Regions from separate parts of the Homo sapiens genome. Here region 2 is linked to region 1. The links are chromatin loops, found by intact Hi-C in ENCODE. Cell type or tissue: PC-9. All regions are shown on one strand. Links, peaks and the distances in the headings refer to the core of each region. The heading gives the core; the rest is flanking DNA. Region 1 overlaps POU2F1 (POU class 2 homeobox 1). Region 2 overlaps RCSD1 (RCSD domain containing 1).

What was found. Peaks named below come from ENCODE experiments on the same cell type or tissue, not always from the same donor. Only the 100,000 strongest peaks of a DNase experiment are listed, where the experiment ranks them.
Region 2: it touches region 1 in a loop (17-fold over the local background); 5 of 110 quality-filtered maps call a loop at or near these places.

Annotation. Positions count from the first base shown.
Region 1 is chr1:167,399,140-167,404,523 of GRCh38, reverse strand. It overlaps POU2F1 (POU class 2 homeobox 1), which reads right to left. Exons shown (of 16, transcript NM_002697.4): 12 at 5,159-5,338; 13 at 2,968-3,073. Among named protein-coding and RNA genes, the nearest start is that of CD247, 120 kb to the left of the region's middle. In PC-9, for the core only: CTCF peaks have their summits at 2,882 and 3,081 (motif pointing left); a DNase peak (open chromatin) is centred at 3,063; H3K27ac peaks cover 574 bases.
Region 2 is chr1:167,684,932-167,690,315 of GRCh38, reverse strand. It overlaps RCSD1 (RCSD domain containing 1), which reads right to left. Exons shown (of 7, transcript NM_052862.4): 3 at 4,806-4,895; 4 at 196-267. Among named protein-coding and RNA genes, the nearest start is that of TRP-CGG1-1, 27 kb to the left of the region's middle. RefSeq lists enhancers at 1-1,066, 2,294-2,473. In PC-9, for the core only: CTCF peaks have their summits at 2,020 and 2,219 (motif pointing right); a DNase peak (open chromatin) is centred at 2,235.

The sequences.
Region 1 (5,384 bases), core at 117-5,116:
TTGCATGCATGAGGAAAGATACCCCTCATTTTGGAAAAGTATGACAGAAAGCCTCGCTTGCCTGCCTGCTTCCTGTTCATAGGCTGAAATAAAGTTTGGCAGTTCTTTATTCACATTCACAGCTCACCGCGAGCCCTTCCATTCAGGGGAGGGGACTCTTGAGTAACAGAAGCTACACAATGTCAGGAAAAACCCTTACAGGCTACTGATAATAAGTAATGTAATCTTGCATTCATCACTACAAAAATCACCAGACAATGAAAAAAGCCAACAGCACATTACAAATGACACAAAATGAATAAACAGAGTGAATGCCAAAAAATCCTAACTTAAAAAAAAAAAAAGATAAATTACCAGAGTGCAAGAAATACATTAATTCACATTGAAAATGCTTGCTGAAGGCCAATGAGGGCAAGTTTTAAAAGGCCCCTTCTTTGAAACCTTGTAGTGAAATTTTAGAACAGTATAAGATTTTAAAAAACCCTTAAGGTTTACAGAGAGAAAAAACAAGGAAAAAGAGATTGAAATCAGACTTTTCACTAGCAACACTAGATGCTAAAACACAACAAAATTCAAAGGAAAAATACTTTTGTAACTGGACAAACTCCAAAAAATACTGTGAAGGCAAAATAAATACTTCTCAGTTATACATGTATTTAGAAGTTTTACCTCCCATGTAACCTTTCTAAATAAAATTACTTGAGAACGTGCTCCAGACAAAAAGGAATCAAAGAGGATGACAGGGCATCTGAGAAACATTGGATCTAACTCAGGAAAACAAGGAAAACAATTTAAAATAAGCAATCATAGAAATCCCAAGAAGAAAGTCTTCAGGAAGAAAGCAGATTGCATTACATAAGTTGTATGATTAAGACAATGGCCGTCTTTAATAAATAACATGATAAAGAAACATGCTACTTTTCTCAACAGAGAAAAAAAGAAGGCAGTATAAAAATATCAGAGGAAAAGAGGCTGTACAAGAAAGTTACAGTCCAAAGAGGAAAAACAAATTAAAAAGGGGCATGGTTTTGAGCAACGGCTGATAAAAGAGTAAGAAAAGAAAACCCACTTGACACTGACTCTTCTTCTCTTTCAAGGAGCAATGACACAAATTCGGCAGCTTAAATCATCACAATTTATTATCTCATAGTTTTTGTGGGTCAGGTGTCCAGGCAGAGCCTGAGTCCTCTGCTTAGAGTATCACAAGGCTGCAATCAAATACTGTACTGCACAAATACTACTGAAACTGTACATACATGTACATATAAAAAGGATTTAAAGAGAAAATAAAAATGGTACTTGTGATTGTTTTTCCTGTTTGAATTTCCTAATAATGTTTTTAATAATTAAAAAAAATTCACTCCAGGAAAAATTATCAACGTGTCAGAAAAAAATCACAAATAGATCCACATAAATAGGCTGAGTAAGAGTTCAAGAAAATGTGAGTGGTAAGAAGTATCAAAAACTGATGCAAATTTTTAGCTAGTTTTGAGTATTAAAATCTCTCTAAAATTACTTTGATTTTCCCCATATTTTAAGAAAACTGCAAAGCTATTTGTTCTTAATGTGTAAACTATTAACAAAATTTCTGTAAGAGACAGGTATTTTTAGACCTAAAGCAATATAATTTGTTGGGAAGGTAGGATTCAGTTCATAATTTACCAGGTGACTGGCAGTCAATTTGGACAACAAGGTCCTCAGAGATGGTTCTTCACATTCTTGGTGCCCAACACAATGCCAATCAATCACTAACAGTTTGCTTATTAAGTGGAAGTGCTCAATATTATATATATTCTTAACCAAGGTTCTTAAGTATATTCTTGAACCAAGGTTATTAAAACTGGAACCTGTAGGTATCCACAAATAGCCTTGGAGTGGGAGGTTGATGGGAGCTGTCATTTATAAATCTCCTTAAATTTTACTAAAAATTGTGTATATGTCTATTTTGTGTGAGGAAAAGTCTGTAGCTTTCAAATTCTTAAAAAGGTCCAACATCCAGAAGAGGTCAAGAAGTACTGTTTAACATAAGCAAAAATTAATGGATGATTGGATGCAGAAAACAATAAACAAAATGTTCTAATAATGTAGAAATTTAATATAATATAAAGCCATTTATTCAATTTTTACATCATGGGTAGGTCATAGAGCCAAGGAGGCATTGTAAACTTAAAACATGGGTGAGAAAAATAAAAGTCCCTACCTCTAGGTTAAATCAAGCTTCATTATGAAATATCATTAATCTACCCAATGATGTACTAGCAAATAACCAACCTGGTGAATAATTACAGCATGTCTTATGCACTATGTATCACTAAAAAACATCTGATGACAATGCTAAGTGATTTTAAATTTATCTGGAAAATTTGCTATTTAAAAGAGGCCAAAGGAAAAAAAAACATTCATTTTATAGTGAGTATGTCATGCACTGAGCTAGGCATCAAGAGTTCAAAAAGAATAATCAAATCTTTTGAGAAGTGCAGTCTATTGGGAAAGACAGGTGTGTAAAAATAAAATCATTTATAATACAGGTACATGGAAATGAATAGTTTCCTGGGAAAGCTAAAGAATATTTCCAAGAAAATTGACATACAAGCTGGTATAGTTTTATCAGTAACAGATCAAGAACTGCAGGCTAAGATGGACATTTCCATTGTAGGGATGTTTACAAAGGTATGGATGGAGGCCTCCTGTGTGTTGAGGGTGCGTAGGCAAAAGACTAGTGGGAGATCAGGTTCAGACCGGAAATAACCTTCACGAATTGACAAACTTGGAGGTTTTTCTGAATGCAAAAAGCCACGGCTATTGAAGGCTTTTAAGGAAAGGAGTTACTTTAAAGAAAATTGATATTTATGAGCAACACCTATCTTTAGTTAGGGCCTTAATTCACAATTTAATGGTAGACTCTTATAATAACCCAAAACGGGCCTCCCATGTGCTCAGCAGGTGCATGGCCTGGCAGCTGCTTACCTGTAACTGAAAGATTCGTCACAGCAGCACTGGTCAGAGGGAGGACAGGGCTGACTGTGAGGGTAGTTGCTGCACTGCTAGTCACAAGGCTTGGTGTGGTCGCCACCTTGAGGTCAGAAATGAAAACATGGACAAAGCACTTAAAATCAAAACTTAAAGAGGAAATGATTTTACAGTCTTTCTTTGATCTTGGAATTGAGACACCTGACATCCTATGTTGGAAAGCTGCTATTCGAAGATGGTTGTTCACTGATATCACAGATAGCTTTGCCTGGGTTTTAAAAATAAATAATAAAAAGTTCGTAAATTTCAATAGCGTTGAGACAGATATACTCTAAGTCGGTAAGAAACATTATACTAATTATCAACTTTACCTAAATAAGAAAACTATTTGACAGGATCAGGGAATCTGGGGTACATGTATTACTTTTACTTTTGACTCTGTAGGGGGGCAGTATTGCCTTAGGTTTGGTTTTAATAAAATAAAATTATGAAAATAATGTGAAGCAAACTTTTAAAAAAAACGGATTAGTTTTGAAATAACAAAAAATTCTAGTTTTGCAAGAAATACTGTCTTTCTTTTAGTACAAATCTAAAACACAAACATCACCTTTACAAAACAAAATTGTTGATTAATAATTATCTTTTTCATAACTATCTCATAACTTTATGACTACAGGCCCACCATTTAACAACTACAACCTTCACATAAACTAACATGTGCTTTTAATGCTGACCTTAGTTTAAAAAGCCTGCCAGTATGGAATGACATTCAAATAAAATAAAACCAAATTTAAAAAGAACAGAAATGCAAACTCAACAATATTCCCATCTTTTGAATCCTGACAATGTAGAAGTCAAATTCATAATCATCCTAAAAACCAAGGGAGTCATACGACCACTGTATGTCTCTTCAGTCTAGGAATAATGCAAACAGCAGAAGTTACTCAATGAGGCTTCACAGGAAAGGATCATATGTTGTTTCAAAGTAAAAGACCTGAGATGATTGTTTTAATACAAGTTCAGAACTGAAGGTTATCTGGTAACTTATTGTCACTTAATCACGTGAGTGTAAGTTTAATAAACTGGGCTTTAGGACTCAACATGAATAAAAAGTAACAAGATTTTCTGAGATAACTGGGATCAGCAGCAAATTTACTCCCATGGTTACAGAGTAATCTAATGAACTATACCAGAGAAGAGTATGATGGAAATGTGATGAAAGAATTAAAATTGTTCACTTTAAAAAATAAGATAGGTGGGCTGGGCGCAGTGGCTCACACCTGTAATCCCAGCACGTTGGGACTTTGGGAGGCTGAGGCAGGTGGATCACCTGAGGTCAGGAGTTCAAGACCAGCCTGGAGAACATGATGAAACCCTGGTCTCAACTAAAAATACAAAAAAATTAGCTGGGTCTGGTGGCGGGCGCCTGTAATCCCAGCTACTTTGGGAGGCTGAGGCAGGAGAATCGCTTGAACCCAGGAGGCGGAGGTTGCAGTGAGCTGAAATCGTACCATTGCACTCCAGCCTGGGCAACAAGAGTGAAACTCTGTCTCAACAAAAAAAAAAAAAAAAAAAAAAAAAAAAAGACTGGGAATGGTGGCTCACACCCGTAATCCCAGCACTTTGGGAGGCCAAGGGATCACTTGAGGTCAGGAGTTCAAGACCAGCCTGGCCAACATAGTGAAACCCTGCTTCTGCTAAGAGTACAAAAAATTAGCCGGGAATGGTGGTACACGTCTATAATCCCAGCTACTCGGGAGGCCAAGGCACAAGAATCGCTTGAACCCAGGAGGCGGAGGTTGCAGTGAGCCAAGATCGCACCAATGCACTCCAGCCTGGGTGATGGAATGAGACTCTGTCTCAAAAAAATAAAATAAATAGAAAAATAAATAAAAAATAAGCAAGACCAATAAGTTCTTGGGTTAATAACAACACGAGATTTCACCCTCCATGCAGGGGCACCTCAAGACCAGTGACCTCAGCAGAGAGAGAGAGAGAGCACGAGAGACAAGGAAAGAGAGAATGAGAATTTCATTACCTTGGTAATGTCTAAAATACAAATTTACATGCATTTATTTGATGTATTTATTCATTAAATTACTATTATGAAATAAACTGATTTAACAGGTCATTTGTAAAATTGCAAAAATTAGCCCTTGAGCTTGCACTCCCTATTTTTTATTCTTACCAGTGAAGTTGGGCTGGGGAAAATTGCTTTAATAGGTGAGCTGCTGGTCCCACCACTGCTTGGTGGGTTGATTCTTTTTTCTTTCTGGCGGCGGTTACAGAACCAAACACGAATCACCTCTTTTTCCATATTGAGCTGATCAGCAATCATAGTGATCTCTTCCGAGGTAGGCTTTTGATTCTGCAGGGTGAAAAGATGTAATTCCAAAAGCTATCCTTTGCAATAA
Region 2 (5,384 bases), core at 208-5,207, 290 kb before region 1:
TTATGTTAGTTCTTTTCCCTCAGGCAGGGCTGTGAGATCCTTATCGTTTACTGCAATTTGATCACTGGCTGATTATTGGGGCCAATTATGCAGGTGACACATAGGCTACCCCTATGAGCCTCAAAGTCATGCAAATTTTGGATAAGAAGTGGAGTTAGATAAAAGGTAGCAATAGACAATGAATTCTGCACTTACCTGAAGCTTCTCAATCAGAGGCGAGCTCTTGACCTTGAATTTAGGAGGGTGGCTCGCATTGGGTGGTGATTTCTATGGAGCAAATCAACCAAAACAACCAGATAAGTAAGGTGAGGAAAGTGGGGTTCTGGTTGGAACCCAAAAGCCACAGGCAGAAGGAGAAGAGAAGTTGGTGTTGCCACTTTCTCATTAGTTCAGTAGCCCACATACTTCATTAGGGCCTGGGCGACGTGAACTTTCCCCCTCCCTCCCTCATCCCACCACAGCAAGATCTTCAAATCAGAATTAGAGAAGTCAGCGCCGACATCCTTAACACAGAAGGTCTCTCCCAGGAAGAGTGACTTCATTGTTGTTATGAAGGAAAACTATATCTGAGCAAGATCTTCACCTCATGACCTTCAACACTGTGAATCAACAATTTGGGGGATTTCAAAGACAAAGGGCAAAAATTACCATCCTGTTTGTCACACACACAACAAGAAACCAGACCAGGATGACAGAGGTATGACTGGAATTCCTCCCTGGACCCAGTGATATTTTGGAAAATCCCATCGATGGCATGATTTATAAATTATGATTTTCCAAAATGTTGAATATTTGAATATTCTTTTTCTTTTCTTTTCTTTTTTTTTTTTTTTTTGAGACAGAGTCCTGCTTGTTCCTCAATCTGGAGTGCAATGGCGCAATCTCGGCTCACTGCAACCTTCGCCTCCTGGGTTCAAGCAATTCTCCTGTCTCTGCCTCCCAAGTAGCTGGAATTACAGGCATGCACCACCATGCCTGGCTAGTTTTTGTATTTTTAGTAGAGACAGGGTTTCACCATGTTGGCCAGGTTGGTCTCGAACTCCTGACCTCAGGTGATCCACCCACCTCCCAAAGTGCTGGGATTACAGGCGTGAGCCACCACGCCCAGCCTGAATATTCTTTTTAACCAAGTAAACATTTACTGAGTATTTACTACGTCCCAGACATTGTGTGGGTCATACAAAGATGAGCATGATTCAGTCTCGGTGGCAGGAGCAGTCCGTGGCTGATGCATGTGTTACATAATCATACGTACTCTCTGTTAGTTGTAGATATTTTTGTGATGAATGAATGCCAGGAATCTTGTCTGCCTTCGGGATCCATATCATGTAAAAATATTAACTCTGTGTTTTGCGTAAAATCCCCACAAACATGTGAGAATGGTGACAGTGATAGGATGATGATGATGAAGAAAAGGAAGAGGATGACTTCCATGTGGTTGGACAGAGGCCAAGGCAGAGGAGGGATCTCCCCATAGTGTGGAGACCAATGTGTATGACCTGCTCCTTGACCCCATGTACTAATTTTCCTGAACAATAAGAAGAACTACACTGATCTCTTAGGAAGATTCTGAGATATTTATAATGTGAGATGATTGTGTTTTAGTGATGGAAGGAGGGAGGCTCACCCAACTGAACTCCTCGTGATCTTTTTACAGCCCAACACCAAGGGAGAGCATGGGCTGGACTTACAGGATCCCCACTCCTTCTAATTCTAGTTTTGGCAGGAGCCAGACGAAGCCCTTGGCCTCAGCCTCCTCTACCAAGATGCAGCTGGGCGGGAATAAATGATTCTAAGGACTCCTGCTGCCTCTGCCTCCATGTGTCTTCACTGTCGGGTATGTTCCTATAGCAGTCTTTCAAGGAGCTTTTTATCTAGGATGAGTATAAAGAGCTTCCAGCCCCAATGGAAGTGCCCTTGGTTTCTGTGCTTTACAGGGAAATTTCACACGGGCTGGGGTTTTCAGAGAAACTTTTAGAAACTGCAGCAACAATTTTGCTGATAAAGCTCACTTCATGTAATATTATTAGTTCTTCTCTTCCCCAGCTGACCACTGATTTCTGAAGTCTGTGGAAATTCAGTGGACCCTGCCCCTTAAACACAGTATAGTACTGGGGACCCAGCTGATGCTCCATAAAACCCTATTGATTTGAATTGCAAAGCAGAAAGAATCCAAAATAGCCTCTAGTGCAGTTCCTGGAAATGACAGCAGGTGGCATCATTTCCCTTACGGTTTAACAAGGGGCTTCAGGCAAGCGGCTGAGACTAACAATCCGGTGGAGAAAAACCAGCCTTCCATCCCTGTATATGTATATATATAGCTGTATTTACATGACATTATTACCACGTCTAGAAACTACGGACTAATTTCCAGATGGGAATGCTTTTCAGCCTTTTCTGAGTATAGGAGGCAGGATCTGTGGCTGCATTAAACACCCAACTTCAGCTGGTTCTTCCAGAGAGGGGTAACTCTTGGTCACCCTGCCATCAGGAGGGGCCCTGCAGTCAGCAGGTGCTGTCAGGGGGCTGACCCCACTGTCTCAGACCTGAGCAAGCATAGCGGGGCAGGGATGAAATGACCCTTCCTGGCACTGTGCATTGGGAACCGAGGGGTAGCCTGACCGGGTCCCTCCCTGCAGGCCCCCAAGGTTTCCAGCATTAGAGCCTCTGCAGGCTGAGCTACAGGAGTATGGAAGGAGAAATGTGGACAGCAGCCTCCAATTAGCCCTGCCAGACAAAGCAGGCTGCTCATTTTATTTCTATGTGAATTTCTTTTCTTTTTTTTTTTTTTTTGAGACGGAGTCTTGCTGTGTCACCCAGGCTGGAGTGCGGTGGCGCGATCTAGGCTCACTGCAAGCTCCGCCTCCGGGGTTCACGCCATTCTCCTGCCTAAGCCTCTCGAGTAGCTGGGACTACAGGCGCCTGCCACCACGCCTGCTAATTTTTTGTATTTTTAGTAGAGACGGGGTTTCACCGTGTTAGCCAGGATGGTCTCAATCTCCTGACCTCGTGATCCGCCCACCTCGGCCTCTCAAAGTGCTGGGATTACAGGCGTGAGCCACTACGCCCTGCTTCTATGTGAATTTCAAGGCCACGAAAAGTCATTGATCCCTGGAGGTAGTGTCCTTTCAATGTGCGAGCAGCCTGTCACTCCAGGCAGGATTTTCTAAAATCCGCCCTTGGACTTAACCAGCCCTTGGCCATTATAAGCCATTTAACTTCTGGGTGATGTGCCCCATGGGGTGAAACCTGTGAATGCATTTCCACAGAGCTGCCAGGATGGAGCTGTTTAACCCAATCACTAGCCTAACTCCCTCTGCTTTTACTCTAGGGGATAAAACTTCCCTAGCCAGCCTCCCTGATCTATCTGGTTAGTGATTTTGTCCTCAATTTCACAAATAAGAAAAATGATTCGGTATGGTGTGGTGACTTCTCCTGGGCCAAGCCCAGGCTATCAGGGGGCAGTCTCACATTAAGCTCTGAGTGGCCATAACCTCAACCCATTGCATAGCAGTGGAGACACTGAGCCCAGAGGTTGAAGGTTACAAGGAGAAGTTGATTCTCTGGAAAGAGAGGTTGTTGGTATGTGTTTGGTCACAGCACTGGCTGATGACCCCATAAAGCCACAGAATCATATTGTTGGCACTTGAAGAGACCCAAGGAAAACCTCAGTGTTTTTAAACTGTGCTCCTTGGGGTTCTCATCCAAGAATAAGACCCTTGGTCAGTGGGGAGAGAGTATTCTGAGAGCATTTGGGGCTCCAGGCCTCCCCTCCCCCATCTCACTTGGCCTGGGGCAGCGATGAGTTTCTGCTTTATCTTGTGGGCTTCTGTTTATAAGCCTTAGGTTGACAAAAAGGCTTGAAAACCATTGATCTATTTCAGCTGTTTCACTTTATAGATGAGAAAATGTAGGCATTAAGATGCTTGCCCAAGTTCACATAGGGCACCTAATGGCTATTGTCAGGATGCTGGTCCCCAAAAAAGAAGGGGAGAATAAAGAGGTTGTTGAAGTGGAATTTGGGAATGACATTGTCTTTGGCTTGCTTGCTGTATTTTGGGGTTGGCCTCCCAGGTGAGATGACAGAACATACAAATCCATTTCTGGCACAGACTATGACCACAGTGAAGGTTCATGGGTTGCTGGCATAAGGTGTGGAGAAGGCACTCCTGCAGCTACAATTAGATAAATAAAGATAGGAGAATATGCAGGCTAAGAACCTATTACTGGCTATGATCTATGATACCAGAGCCTTTATTATGTTGGTAACGTTGGCTATTTATATCTGAGGGCAACGAGGCCTCCTGTGCGCTCTGGTTTTCTTCCAGTGATCTTGAACAATAGCCAGGCTTTACAAGGATACTGCAGAATCACGGGGTTTTCTCATGCTTCCGTCCTGCCCTATGTAAGTGTAGCCCCCTTTCCAGGTACCTTCTCCACACCTTATTCCAAGATCACCTAAGTCAGATCTGGGAATAAAACAGAACTTTCCTGGCTCCTGAATTGGGTCTGTTAATAATATATGACCCATTCTCTTTGCTAAAATTCTCAGGCTTGGAAAATAGTGTTCGTGTCCTTGACAAATCATAAAGGAGCCTCAGTAAAAGGGAGCAGGGAGGAGCCTAGTTTCCAAAGTAAACGATTCAGGAAACATTTAAGAGGAGATTCACTCTGAAATGGAGAAATTCCCTGCACAGAGTCTGAGCTTTAAAGTATGAGTTTGGTGCCCCCTCCTCCAAACTTTCCTCAAGAAGAGGAAAGAAAACCCATCACAGCATCCTCTGAGCCCCAACAGCAGCACTTACCTCCTCACCATTCTGGCCCAGGTCTACCTTGGGGGGGAACAGGGGGAGGGAACAGGGCGGTTTCCTTCGGGTTGGTTTACTGGCTGGTGTCTGGAGGGAGGGCGACAGACAGACACACAGAGAAAAAGAGAGCACTGATCAGGCAACAGGGAGGAAGAGCAAGGAAATGGAAACTGGTTTCAGGAAGGTTTAGGGATTTAGGAATGTTAGGATGTTAGGGAAGTGTAGGAATATTTAAGAATGGAGGAAGGGAACTGCGTGTCTTTGGGACAGCCTGCTTACTATTTAAATTAATTCTATTTACCATCTACCCATTTTGACTTTCACCCTCTCCACTCCATTTCCTTTCCTGCTAGAATATCCACTTTTACTTGAGATTCACCGACCTGAATCACATTCAGTTTTCAGGCAGTGCCAGCACCTGAGATCAATGCTATCTTCTTTATCCTTTATGACATGCCTGTACTGTCTAGAAATTATGAACCTGATCTTTCAGATGGGAAAACAAAACCCCGAAATAGTGCACCTAAAAATGCAAGGCAAATAAGTACTCACTTGCCCCAAGGGGCCACGATAGAT